3 separate regions of the Homo sapiens genome follow, and all the other regions are linked to region 2. Evidence: chromatin contacts called from ENCODE Hi-C or POLR2A ChIA-PET data. All regions are on one chromosome and are shown on one strand. Each heading gives the region's core, a stretch centred on a gene start or an enhancer-like site at or near the end of the contact. The rest is flanking DNA. Distances are from core to core; before and after follow the strand shown.

What was found. Hi-C counts contacts between places; a loop is a spot of excess contacts on that map. ChIA-PET counts read pairs that join two places held with the same protein, here RNA polymerase II (POLR2A). Pooled maps may share reads with other maps.
Region 1: a map of naive thymus-derived CD4-positive, alpha-beta T cell shows a loop between it and region 2 (7-fold over the local background). The contact joins the enhancer-like site here to the promoter of PRDM4 in region 2. A Hi-C loop is called at or near these places in 3 of 168 maps with a recorded cell type or tissue (CD4-positive, alpha-beta T cell and naive thymus-derived CD4-positive, alpha-beta T cell) and 11 of 50 pooled maps.
Region 3: a map of naive thymus-derived CD4-positive, alpha-beta T cell shows a loop between it and region 2 (12-fold over the local background). The contact joins the promoter of CORO1C here to the promoter of PRDM4 in region 2. A Hi-C loop is called at or near these places in 1 of 168 maps with a recorded cell type or tissue (naive thymus-derived CD4-positive, alpha-beta T cell) and 8 of 50 pooled maps. POLR2A ChIA-PET finds 5 or more read pairs at or near these places in 1 of 52 experiments (GM12878).

The regions. Positions count from the first base shown.
Region 1 is chr12:108,614,603-108,618,756 of GRCh38, reverse strand. No RefSeq gene overlaps it. Among named protein-coding and RNA genes, the nearest start is that of SELPLG, 17 kb to the left of the region's middle. RefSeq lists enhancers at 376-425, 1,006-1,465. Within about 2 kb of position 1,641, at least 14 of the 41 ENCODE cell types and tissues checked have a DNase peak (open chromatin) inside an H3K27ac peak, as active enhancers do; they include CD4-positive, alpha-beta T cell, where a contact is called at or near this core.
Region 2 is chr12:107,758,101-107,762,386 of GRCh38, reverse strand. It overlaps PRDM4 (PR/SET domain 4), which reads left to right and starts at 1,250. Exons shown (of 12, transcript NM_012406.4): 1 at 1,250-1,430; 2 at 1,616-1,882. The coding sequence starts at 1,872. PRDM4-AS1 (PRDM4 antisense RNA 1) reads right to left here. Exons shown (of 5, transcript NR_120474.1): 4 at 3,995-4,112; 5 at 2,419-2,615. RefSeq lists silencers at 960-1,539, 1,590-1,699.
Region 3 is chr12:108,730,144-108,734,143 of GRCh38, reverse strand. It overlaps CORO1C (coronin 1C), which reads left to right and starts at 2,626. Exons shown (of 11, transcript NM_014325.4): 1 at 2,626-2,715. It overlaps LOC105369969 (a long non-coding RNA gene), which reads right to left and starts at 735. Exons shown (of 3, transcript XR_945328.4): 1 at 692-735. RefSeq lists an enhancer at 1,952-2,755 and silencers at 2,368-2,877, 3,068-3,347.

The DNA.
Region 1 (4,154 bases), core at 392-2,891, 860 kb before region 2:
ATGCAGTGTCTGTCTCCTCCCCTGAACTTCTGGAAGGATCAAATCTGATACACACAGGCAGGTGTGTTCAAAGTGTCCTGGGGGTGCTGATGGAAGAAGGTGGGAGTGTCTGCCATGGGCTGGGTCAGTTAACACCCGGGGTCGGCAGGCTGATGGGTCAGGAGAGACTGAGTCTACCTCCCCTTTGGGAGGGATCAGAAAAATCAGAGAAGGGGAGCTGAAGGCTCCACAGCAGGGGGCTGTGGACTCAGGCTGAAGGACCTCTGAGTTGTTCCCCAGGGATCTTGTCACCTCGTCTTCCTGGGAGCTTTCCCCTATTTCCTGACAGCTCCTGAGGATGCTGTGTAACCACAGATTTCCATTTGCGTTGGAAGAGGGCCACCTTCCCTTTACAGTTTTCTCTCTCTCCAAGGTGTGGGATTTCATTCAGGGTGGGCGAAGCCGGGTGCTTGAAGCGGCCACCAGGGGGCGCCCGCCGCCAGCTCTTAGAGCAGGTGGAAGCCTGCGTTTCCCTTGGGCCAGACTTGGAGATCATTTAGCCAGGAAGGAGCCCCAAAGCCAGTGGCGTGCTGTTAAGTGTTTAACAACTGGCTTCCAATGGGAAAAAGTCCTGATTTGTAGCATTTGCCAATGTCTTCCATGTAAATACTCCCACAGCCGATTTTGAGCTACCAACCATTATATAGTTGATGATACAATAGGTGTTAGTAACAAGGGCATCGATCATCGGATAATGTAGTACAATTATTAGGAATTGGTGAGTTTTGAGTACTGATGACCTTGGCTTTTAATATAATAGAATTTAATTTATTAAACAACTGACACAAAATTCTGAAAATTTTGTTGATTAGCTCTCACGGGCAGATATAGTCTGGCTCCTGCACACCCCTGTGCCCTCCCCTCCTGCCTGGGCCTCCCATGCCCTTGAGGACCACCAGCCTGAATCACCCCACTCATCCATTCAGCAAACACATCCTGAACACACACACAGCTGCAATATCCCCGTGAATCCCCTCAAACAGCTCTCACAGACGGTTCTAGTATTCTCCCCATTTTACAGAAGATGAAACTGAGGATGAGAGCTAGGTGAAGTCACCTGCCCCAGGTCATGAAGAGGATCTGAGATTGGAACCCAGACCTGAAAGCCAGGATCTTACCACTGTGTCACGCTGTCCTTGAGATCACAGCGGGGTTCTGGGGGAATCCCACGCCCCAAAACCTCAGCCCTGCTGACCTGCCCTGGGGCCTGGAAGTCCCCCATTAGTCACCCTCTGTGGCTCCTGGCTGCTGAGGGAAGGCGCTGTTCCTTGGGAGGGTAACCGAGTACAGCGCAGCCCTCTCATTGCAGAGAACACAACACAGCAGAGCTGGGGCCTAGGACTAAGAGGGATGGCCGGGGGCAAGCAGCTGGCCTTTACTGAGCACTTACTGCATACCTAGTGCCTTGTCAAACAGTTTGTCTGCATTATCTCATTTAGGACTCAACCTCATAATGTGGGTGCAATGATTGTTCCATTTTCTTGCCAGGGAAACCGAGGTTCAGAAAGCTGAACCACTTGCTCCAGCCGGTTGCACGGTTAGGAAACCACACTGTGCTGACTTCAGCTCTGCCAGCAGGGAAGGAAGGAGGGTAGACAGGAAATGGGGGGCGGGGGATGATGGGCTCAGTTTGTTCCAGGTCCCTTGTCTCTTACAGGCTGGGGCTGCCACCCTGGGGGTGGTTCATCCAGCAGCTGATCTGGCAGGGGCTCCCCAAATTCTTTCCCCAGATCCCATCCCTCTTTGCCACTCAACCAAGCCACCGATTACTATGGAATGTGCCAGGCACTGTGAGAGGCCCTGGGATGCCATGTGAGTAGGACAGGCCTGTAATCCCAGAACTGTGGAAGGCCAAGGTGGGCGGATAACTTGAGGCCAGGAGTTCGAGACCCCTTTGGGGCTCATGGTCTAGAGGGGGACAGATTGATCAAATAATCACCCAGGAAAAGATCAGATTATGTCAGATTATGGCTGGGCCCTGAGCCCAGAGGAGAGATGCTGGGAGCAATGGGGCCAGAGCTGGGGGGCATGGGTCAGGAAAATCATGGTTGAAACTTGAAGGACACAGAGTTATTGACTTGGGAGGGAAGGGATAGAGGGAAGAAAGTTCCAGGCAGTGGGAGCATCATGGGCACAGGAGTTTGCACTAGGGGAGCAGACAAGGTGGGGGCAGCTGGAAGGAGCCAGGGTGGCCGCATGGAGGAGGAAGAGGCTGTGTGAGGATGAGGAGAACCTGGACTAGAGCAGGGTGCAAAGAAGTTGTGGAATCGAGAGGTAATTGGGAAGAAAAGGGTAGGAGTTGCTGATGGGTTGGAAGTGAGGAAAAAGGAGGTTGAAATCTCAGGTTTCTGACTTGGGCAGCTATCCTGATGAGGGTGCCACGGGGTGGCTGGGAAAGCCATGGAAGGAGGTTGCAGGGCTGGTGGTAAGAGGAGTGTCCTGAGCTGGGGTTCAGCCAAGTTGGGTCTCAGGGCCTGCTCAACCTCCAGGTGGAGGTTCCAGGAAAGCTGTTGCAAAAGATGCTTGAGGTCATTAGCCATCAGGGAAATGCAAATTAAAGCCACAGTCAGATGCCACTTCACACCCTCCAGCAGGACTAGAATTAGAAAGACTGACAACACCCAGTGCTGGTGAGGATGTGGAGAAGCTAGAACACTCACATGTTGCTGGTGGGAATGCAAAATGATACAGCCACTTTGGAAACCAGTTGGGCAGTTTCTTATAAAGTTAGACGTGTACTCACCATGTACTCCCCATCCAAGCCAGAAATCCCATTCTTAGGTATCTCCCCAAGAGAATGAAAACAGATGTTCATACAAAGACTGCTACAAATGTGTACAGCAGCTTTGTTCATAAGATCCCCAAACTGAAAACAACCCAAATATCCATCAGCTGGTGAATGGATAAATAAACTGTGGTCCATCTGTGCAAGGAAATATTACTCTGAATAAACAGGAGTGAGGCACTGATTCTCATGCCAACATGGATGAATCTCAAAGACACCATGCTGACTGAAAGAAGCTAGACACAAAAGGCTATATATTTTTTTCTTTTTAGAGACAGGGTCCCACTCTGTCACCCAGGCTGGAGTGCAGTGGCGCCATCATAACTCACTGCAGCCTTGACCTACCAAGCTCCAGCGATCCTCCTGCCTCAGCTTCCTGAGTAGCTAAGACTGCAGGTGTGCACCACCATGCCAGGCTAATTACTTATTTTTTTGTAGAGATGGGGGTCTTGCTATGTTGCCCAACCCAGGCTGGTCTCAAACTCCTGGCTCAACTGATCCTCCTGCCTCGGCCTCCCAAAGTGTTGGGGTTACAGGCGTGAGCCACAGTGACATACAATCTGGCTGGGCTGTATGTTGTGTGATTCCAATGATAAGAAGTTCTGGAAAAGATCAGTGGTTACTCTTGGGGGTGGGAAATGATTAGCAGCGGCTTGCAGGAACCCTCTGGTATGATGGAAACATGTTTTATTTTGGTCTGGTTGGTTGTCATACGGGTGTCTGCATTTGCCAAAACTCACTGAACTGCATTTTTACAATTGGTGCTTTTTACTGTGTGTAAAATATACCCCAAGAAGCAAGCAAACCAATAAGCAAGCAGGCAAGCAGGTGAATTCACAAGGCTGTGTGAACCCAGAGGTCGGCCAAGGCATGTGTGAGAGCAGGGGGCCTTGGGCATGCTCCTTGGAGCTCCCACAGCTGCTGTCCCTGCCCCTCCCAGGGACTGGGTGACGGGGAGGCCCAAGGAAGCCACATCTTTTGAGGTCCCCTGTGAATGTCCTTACCTTCTGCGGCTGTTCCCCTGCTCAGAGACTATCAATGGCTCCCCAGTGCCCAAGTCCACAAGAAGTTTCCAGCTTCCTCACTCGCTGCCCACTCACCTATATGTCTGCCTGTCTGGGCAAACCGGCCCTCTCACTCCTCCTCACCCATGCCCCACGGCTCCTGCCCTCTCTGCCTTTTGTTTCCACTTTTAGGGCTCAGCTCCCCCAGGCCCTGGAGATCTTTTTGGATCCAGCCATGTCTCTGGGCTCCTCCTTTGCTCACCCCCATCACCCTACTTGCTGCGGGGCAGTATTTCACCCCGTCTTTGCCCCAGTCCTGGGCACAG
Region 2 (4,286 bases), core at 1-2,500:
TTTTTGCCTTTATTTTCCTCTGTAAGTATTATGGTTTTAGCTCTTACATTTATGTGACCTGATTTTTATGTTCACCTCTCAACTTAATAAAATTGTTCCAAAAGAACAGACATCCAAACCCAAACCTAGTGAAAGCATTCGGCCGGTAATAAGATACATCATCATTCTCTAGGCTCCAGATTTGAAGTGGCATTTCAGGGAATACTGTCTCTCAGTTGAGATGATGACCTTCTTGATTTAGATTTCTATTTGTTGTCAACAGAGAGCAAAACCAATGTGACCTGCCTGCCAATGTTCAGTGAAGTTTCCTCATCTGGAATGTGCTTTCCCCCCATGAGAAGTAAACGAAGGGAAACATTATGGGGGTTGACACCCCTCCCAGCTCTCGTCCAAAAGGTTGCATGTGCCTCTACCCTTTCACATTAGACTGAATTTTCAAAATTCATCAGTTCCCACTAGACTGCAGGCAGGTGAAGGTCAGGGCTTGTGCCTTGCTCTGTATCCCTAGGTTTGAGATGTAATTCAACAGACGCTTTGTGAATGACAGGAAGAATTCCTGGGTCTGCTGTTCTGCTGGTGTAAGGGAGCCACCAGGCAGTGTGGTGTAATTTCAACGTCTACTGCTCAGGAGCTTGGGACCACCTTCCTTTAAAGCCATCTCGGTACTCCTAGCGTTAGGCACAGTGCCTGGCGCGCAGTAGAGAACTGAGGGCAGAGAAAAGGGGAAGGAAATTTTGTTTAAAATCCCAAACCCCAGCATTTACGACGGGAAGCAGGGAAACTGGGCAGCCTTCAGGTGTAGCAGACGGCCGAAAATATTCAGGATAGAATCCCAATTCCTCCTGGGCAGCAGAGGCAACCCTCGGGGCCAAATCCCATACTTCGAATTTTGGGGGCTTTGTGTGGACCCATGCTTCTCTAGTAGGGGAATGTCATGAAGACGAAATCCTGAGTCTGCGGGATTTAGGGGATTCAAAACTCAATCCCTGCAGGAACAGCAGCCCTGGTCGCCTAGCAACCATGGGCCGATCGCTCGGCGCTCGATTCTACCCGGCCGGATGGAGACGCGGAACTCCCGGCCGAGCCTCTCGCGGCCAGTGCCTCTGCCGTGCGCACGCGCGGAGGGGCCTGGGCTGGGAGAAGGGCGACGCGGTGCGCGGGCGCCGCTTGCGGGCCGCGGCGGGGAGGGCGCACGCACGAGGGGCGGAGCGGCGGGCGCTGAGAGTGGCTGAGGATCCGGAAACGCGCCGCAGAGGGTGCGGCCCAGAGGAGGCCGCGGGCCGGGAAGGGCCGGGCGGGACGGGAAACGTTAGGGCAGCGGCCCCCGGGGTGAGGGGGCCGAGCGGACGGGCAGGGCCCCGAGGCGAACTCTGCCCGGATGAGGAACAAAGCAGTGGGGCAGGCGCGTGCGCCCCCAGCGCAGCTGGCAGGTGGGCTGCGCGCGGGCCCGGCCGGAGCGGGGCGGGGCGCGGCGGCCCGGCCTGCGGGCCGCGGGCGGGCTAATCCACAGCCCTTGGGTGGCGGTGTCGGCAGCGCCTGGGGCTTTCGGGTAGCTGGGATGGGGGCTGCGACCTTGTTGTGGTTTTGGTGACCGCTCTTGTCCCCACTCCCCCAGGTTGGGCAGCCCCCTTCCCGAAGCTTCTGGACGGAAGGCCCCAGGTGTTCCCCGAGATGCCCCAACCCGTGGCGGGGTGCACGGCCACCGGCCCTCGGGAGAAGTTGGGCGGCCCCGGGCGACCCCGGGGACGAGTGGCCGCGTCGGTGCAGCGGTTGTGAGCAAGATGTGGTAGCACGTGACCCTGGAACGCAAACCCTGATGCCTGTTCCCCACCACCCGAGCGCTCCTTTCTCTGATATTTGGCCCCAAGCCGATGCATCACAGGTGAGTAGGGAGGTGGGCTTCAGCACTGGTGACATCGTTGGAAACTCTGGCGAGTGAGTGTCCAGGGTCAGTGCCGTTGTTTTTGGTGCCATTGAGAAGGTTACAGGTGTGATTTGCAAAGGAAACAAATCCAGAAACTAGTGTTGGGTGGAATGTAATCTCATGCATCCTAATTTACTCCACATGTGGAAAGTTGTTCCCAGTAGCCACACGTTTATTGTTGGCTTGTTGACACCTTTTCCTGTGTCTTTCAGTTATTTGAGCGTTTAATATATTTTTCCGGATTCCAACGTGTATTGTTATCTTATTATGCTTCACCTTGAGTTTTGCTGGTATGGCAGGGACGATAGTGAGGGAATTAAGTTCTTAATTCTGCAAGCTTCATGCTGATGTTTAAGTACAGAAGCAGGCCACAGAAATTGTTGCATTTGGCTGTTTTTTCAAGGCCCTTTCAAAGGCCGTATGTTTAGAATAAGGAAGATAAGGCACAAATTCATTGAAATTATTGAAGCCCCACTGCATTTTTCAAAGTGGCTGCATTTCAGTTAGTTTATTATATTTTATGCGAAGAAAAAGGTGTAAAATCAGCAACTGGCAGATGGTTGCATAGGTCAGTTAGAAACACACACATAAACTGTAGAACTGTGTAGGAAATTATTTTACCCTAAATGAGTAGGGAAGATAGAGCTTAGTATCTTGATTCTTGCCTTCTTCCGGGATTGCTTCTTAGAATCTCATAGGAGAAAGAAAATGAGAATAGAACTGCATTTTAGAATGAGAAAGTCTTATGAGGATCATATTGTACATTCCCTTCATCTGCCTTCTCTCTGTGGGATACTCATTACCTTTGGTTTATGGCTGCTGAGGTCATCACGTTTTAGTGACTCACAACAAAGCAGAAATCTGCTGAGCCTCTCGCATTAAACTCTGGTTTGAACTGGTTTGAGAAGGCCTAGGAGTCAACCTAGAAACACCATGCTGATTTTTATCTTGAAATTAAATAAATATTCAGGAATTTTCAGAATGAGAGTTGAAGGTGCAGACTTGTAGTTGTACTTTTAAAAAAATATTGTAACCAATTTGTTAAGTAGGCTGTTACAGCTGTAGTGATTGTAGTGTTTTAATTATGGTTGTAGCTATAAAGAGTTAGGGAAAAGTCTGTTTTAAACCAACTCAAGCCCAGCAACTTTCAAAATTAAGGTAGATATGTTTTCTTTAGGCTACAGGGATTTTTTGCTTTTTTTGTTTTTAAGACACAGTCTCACTCTGTCACCCCAGCTGGCGTGTAGAGGTACAGGCAGAGCTCACTGTAGCCCCGACCTCCCCACTTCAGCCTCCCCTGTAGTTGGAACCACAAGCACGAACCACCATGCCTGGCTAAGTTAAAAAAAATGTTTAGTAGAGACAGGGGTCTCACTGTGTTGCCTAGGGACGTCTCCAAGTCCTGGGCTCAAGCGATCCTTCTGCCTTGGCCTCCCAAAGTGTGGGATTACAGGTGTAAATCACCACACCTGGGCTGCTTTATTTTATAGCATAATAAAAACTGTTATTAGCATGCTGTTCTTCATAAGGTGTACCTCATTTGCCAGGTGCTTCTAGCTGTCTTTCTGGTAAGGGTGATGAGTTTGCATAGCTCCATCCGATAAAATAAGAAAATTCAGAATGTCTGTTCTATACAAGGTACTAGGTTGGCCTTTTACATTTTATTGATGTCTTAGAGCTTAGTTTTATGGGATCCATGGCCAGGGATAAGGGTGAAACCTAATAATGCAAGAAACAGGTCTATGTGGAACTTTAAATATACGCCACAATATAAGTAGATAGGCCCTAATGTATTGCAACTGTGTAAAAGGCAATATAGTTCTTTTATTGTAATTGTCTTTTTCTTACTATAGTTAAGAGCTTTGGTTTCTTAAATTAGTTCTGAATTTAAATCCCAGCTCTCCTTACTGGTTATGTGATTCTGGGTTAAGTTTCCTAGCATCATTGAATCTTAAGTTTCCTCATCTTTAAAGTGGGATTAAGAATAATACCTACCTCCAGCCTGGGCAACATAGGGAGACCCCATCTCTGCAAAATAAAAACAAATTAGCCAGGCATGGTGGCACTTGCCTGTGGTCCCAGCTGCTTGGGGGCTGAGGTGGGAAGATCTCATGAGCCTAGGAGGTAGAGGCAGCAGTCAGCTGTGATCACGCCACTGCACTCCAGCTTGCAGCTACTGAGCAAGACCCTGTCTCAAAAACAAAAAAAAAAAAAAAAAAAAAAAGAAGATTAAGAGAGATAGTTACATATAAATCACTTAGCCCAATACATAGCACATGGTAAGGGAGCCATAAATTTTAGCTATTATTATTTTCAGGTTGATTGATAAAATGGCATTGCCATTTTTCAGAATTAAAAACCT
Region 3 (4,000 bases), core at 1,377-3,876, 970 kb before region 2:
AGTTCGAGGCTGCAGTGAGCCAGATGGAGCCACTGCTCTCCAGCCTGGGCAAAAGAGTGAGACCCCGTCTCAAAAAGAAAAAAAAAAAAGAATTATTTCTGTGGCCATAGGATTGTTGAGCAATTTCAGAAGATTCTGCATGTAAAGCACTCAGATAGTGCCTAGCATGTCTAAGTGATGGATAAATGTTAGCAATAATCTGTTTCCAAAGAATAAGCTAGCTTACTCCGTGGTTTCCAGTTGGAACTCGGCCGGACGCGGTGGCTCACGCCTGTAATCCCAGCACTTTGGGAGGCCGAGGCGGGTGGATTACAAGGTCAGGAGATCGAGACCATCCTGGCTAACATGGTGAAACCCCGTCTCTACTAAAAATACAAAAAATAAGCCGGGCGTGGTGGCGGGTGCCTGTAGTCCCAGCTACTCGGGAGGCTGAGGCAGGAGAATGGCGTGAACCTGGGAGGCGGAGCTTGCAGTGAGCTGAGATCGCGCCACTGTACTCCAGCCTGGGCGACAGAGCAAGACTCCGTCTCAAAAAAAAAGGAACTCAAAGCACTTTACCAATCTTCATTTTCCCCAAAGCACTCAGAACTCACTGCTATCAATGCCCCTGTTTAATTTATTAACTAGTGGATTTTAAAAAAACAACTTTTATTGTTCAAAACTATTGAATTGTGGGCACAGTGGCTCATACCTGTAATCCCAACACTTTGGGAGGCCGAGGTGGGAGGATCTCTTGAGCTCAGGAGTTTGAGGCCAGCCTGGGCAACATAGCAGGACTTCATCTCTACAGAAAAATGTTAAGAATTTAGCTGGGCATGGTGGCGCGTGCCTGTAGTCTCAGCTACGTGGGAGGCTGAGGTGGGAGGATTACTTGAGCCCGGGAGGTCCATGCTGCAGTGAGCCGTGGACTGCCCCACTGCACTCCAGCCTGAGCGACAGAGCAAGACTGTGTCTCAAACAAACAAAAACAAGTGAATTGTTTTTGAGCCTCACCATATGGCAGGCACTGCAGTAGGCGTTTCATCACGTTTATCTCATTTAAATAAAGTGAGTGGCAAATCTTACTGCAGGAAGGGTGCTGAATTCCTCCTATTAGGAGTGGCTGCTTGAAGGCAAAATAAAACCCATCCTTTCATTTTGTTGAGTCCCAGCAGTAGCAGCAACAGGTACTGTCGAGCGTTTATCACAAGCCAGGAACTCTTCTAAGTATATTACTATTATCCTGGTGCAAAAGTAATCGCGGTTTTTGCCATTCCTTTTAATGGCAAAAAGTAATGCCACGATCATGGCTGCTAATATGATCTCATGGAACCCTGTGAGGGAGGGGCTGTTATCCCCATTTTACAGATAAAGAAACTGACCCTTAGAGAGGATAAATAATTTGCTGTGATAGCTGTCTTAGTTCAGGTCAAGCTTGATTTAAATAACACACGTTTCTGAGGCTGACGCTTAAAATAAAAAATCCCCCTGTGAATGGCAAAGATGCCTTGCTTTGGGAAGTAAATAGCCCTACCCCACAGTCGGTTCGGTTCCCCAGGCTCTGTTTCCTCAAATCTCGGTATTTCAGAGCTTGGTGTTTCAGAAAGGGACTTTAGCTATTAACAGGACAACTTCTTCATGCTGAAGATTAGGGGACTCAGGCCCAAAGAGGTAAGAGAACTGTCCCAGGTCACACAGTCTGACGGCCGCAGAGCTGAGGCTCAAATTCCCGTGCTCCGACTTTCAGGCCTGGGCCGCCGAGTTATTAAGGGACTCTGGCCAGGGAAAGGAAGGGAGGAACCCTGAAGTTTCCATTCCCTCACCTGCGAAATGGGGTCAATCACGGGCCCTCTTTGGGGTTACGTGGGTGTGGCCCAGCCCAGGGGCGGCCACTCTGCACTAGGAATGTGACAATGGACGGTTCAGGGAGGGCTGGAACGTCGGCAGTCCTCAAGGGAGGTGGTGGTAGGGTGTGACGGAGCCAGGGCGGAGCCTCGGGAGCCAGAGGCGTGGATTCGCGAATTCGGGGCGGGGCTTGGGGTTTAAACGTTGAGATGGGGTAGTGGGCGGGGCTTGAGATGCTAGGAATAGGGTTGCGGTCCTTGGGCGGGGCTTCTGGAAGACGGGGCGGGGCTTTGTGAGGCCGCTGGGCGAGTTCTGAAGCAGTGGGAGGGGAGCCGGGCTTAGGGAAGCAGGAGGCTGGTTTAAGGACTCGGATAGGCAGTGCGCGGGGCTCAGAGGAGCTAATGTTCCTGTATTGAGGGGCTCTGGGGGAATCTTTGAGGAGCCAGGGGACGTGGCCTTGCAGAGCCTAGCGGGTCAGTGGGCGGGGCTCTAAGAACCCCGCTCCGGGGTCTAAGGAGCAGTGGGCGTTGCTCGGAGGCGCCTGTGGGCGTGGCCCTCTACCACTCAGATGACTGGAGAGCGGGGCGTGCGCTTGGGCACCGCCTGCATCCCTCGGTGCGACCAGAGGGGGCGTAGCGAGGCGTGGAACGTGGGGTGGGAAGCGGGCTTCCCCTCCGGAAGTGGGCGTGGCGCACAGCGGCCCGGCAGCCCTGGTTGGGTCCCGCGCGGCGCGGGGGCGGGGCCTACGCGCGGTGGCGGGGGCGGTGGCGGCTGCCCGCGCCCCTCCCCCGCACGGCGCTCAGTGCCAGGCTGGAGGCGGCAGCGGTTGGAGGCTTCGCCCGGCTTTGCAGCGGGGACTTCGGCGGCGGCGCCTCAGGCACCTCGGCCCGGGTGAGCGGCTCGCGCCCGGCGGGGGCAGCCTGAGAGCGAGTCGGGCGGGCGGACCTGTCCTCTGAGCATGTGCCTGCGCCGCCTGACAGGAGCCGGCGGGGCGAGGGGCAGGGCTAGGTGGAGGGGACAGTGCTGGGTGGGCGCGCGGGGCGCGGGTTCACGGGCTGGGTTGCAAGGGGTTAGGGCCGGGGGCTGCTGTCGGGGGCTCGGGGAAAGGGAGTTGGGGACCGAACCAGGTGGCGTGGGGAGCGTGAAGCAGGGTCCCTGTGGGGAGGAGGCTTTCGAGGTCCGGAACGCTCCTGGCCGGGTGCGGAGCCGCGGGCCGAGGTGGGACGAGGCTGCCCAGGGAAGGCTTTTAGGGGTCAGGGATCGCCTGCTTGGGCGAGGTGCTGGGAGGGAAGGGCTGCTTCGGGCGAGGCGTAGAGCCCGGGGGCTCCAGGCCTGGGGACTGGGTTTGGGCCGCCCCAGGGAACGAGTGGGTGGGGGCGGGTAGGGGCCGGGCTCACGTGGGGCCGGGGCGAGCTGGGCCCTGCGTCGGGAGGGGCGAGGGCGGCCGCCTGGCCTGCGGGTTTCCTGGCTTTGGGTGCGAGACCAGCTCTGGGCCCTGCAGATCTCGGTTGGGGGTCAGGCGGGGCGGGGCAGAGCTGGAGCTGGAGTAATGTGGGTGGGGGCGGCTTGGGAAGAGGCTGAGCCCGGCCAAGGGAGCAGAGGGCTGGGACTGGCTGGGGGTTGGGAGGGGAGGAACGAAGCAGGAAGGCTGTCGGATCGGGGGCCCAGGGTGTCCGAGTGAACTGGGTGATTCAGAGGTGTGTTTCCCTAATAGCGGGGCAGCTGGCGAGGGACGCAGTAAAAAGGAGCGAGGTGCAGGTGGGGCCCCGCTGCGCCGAAATGACTGAGGATGAGGTCAGACGTGGAGGGTGGGAATGCAGAAACCGAGCTCTCCCGCCTGTCCCCACCGGCGCACGCTCCCCAGCTCTCCGTCTCTCAAATGATTTGAATGTGTTGGGGGAAGTGGCAGGCTGCGGTGAGAGCTGAGAAGAAAGGGGCTTCCTCTTGGAGGGAGGCGCTGGCCCTGGCATCCTTTTTTGGGAGTGTTCAAAGGATTTTGAACGCTGGAAAAGGAATCGTAGGCTTTACTGCATCACGATTTAGAAACACATCCTATATTTGGCCGTAATGTAGGCTGCCCTTGTTTTGTGGTGTCTAAAGTGCTTGCTCTACATGTTGCAAACGTGGGATTCAGAGTGCGAAGCAAATTGCAAGTTGTTCATTTCCCCCGGCATGG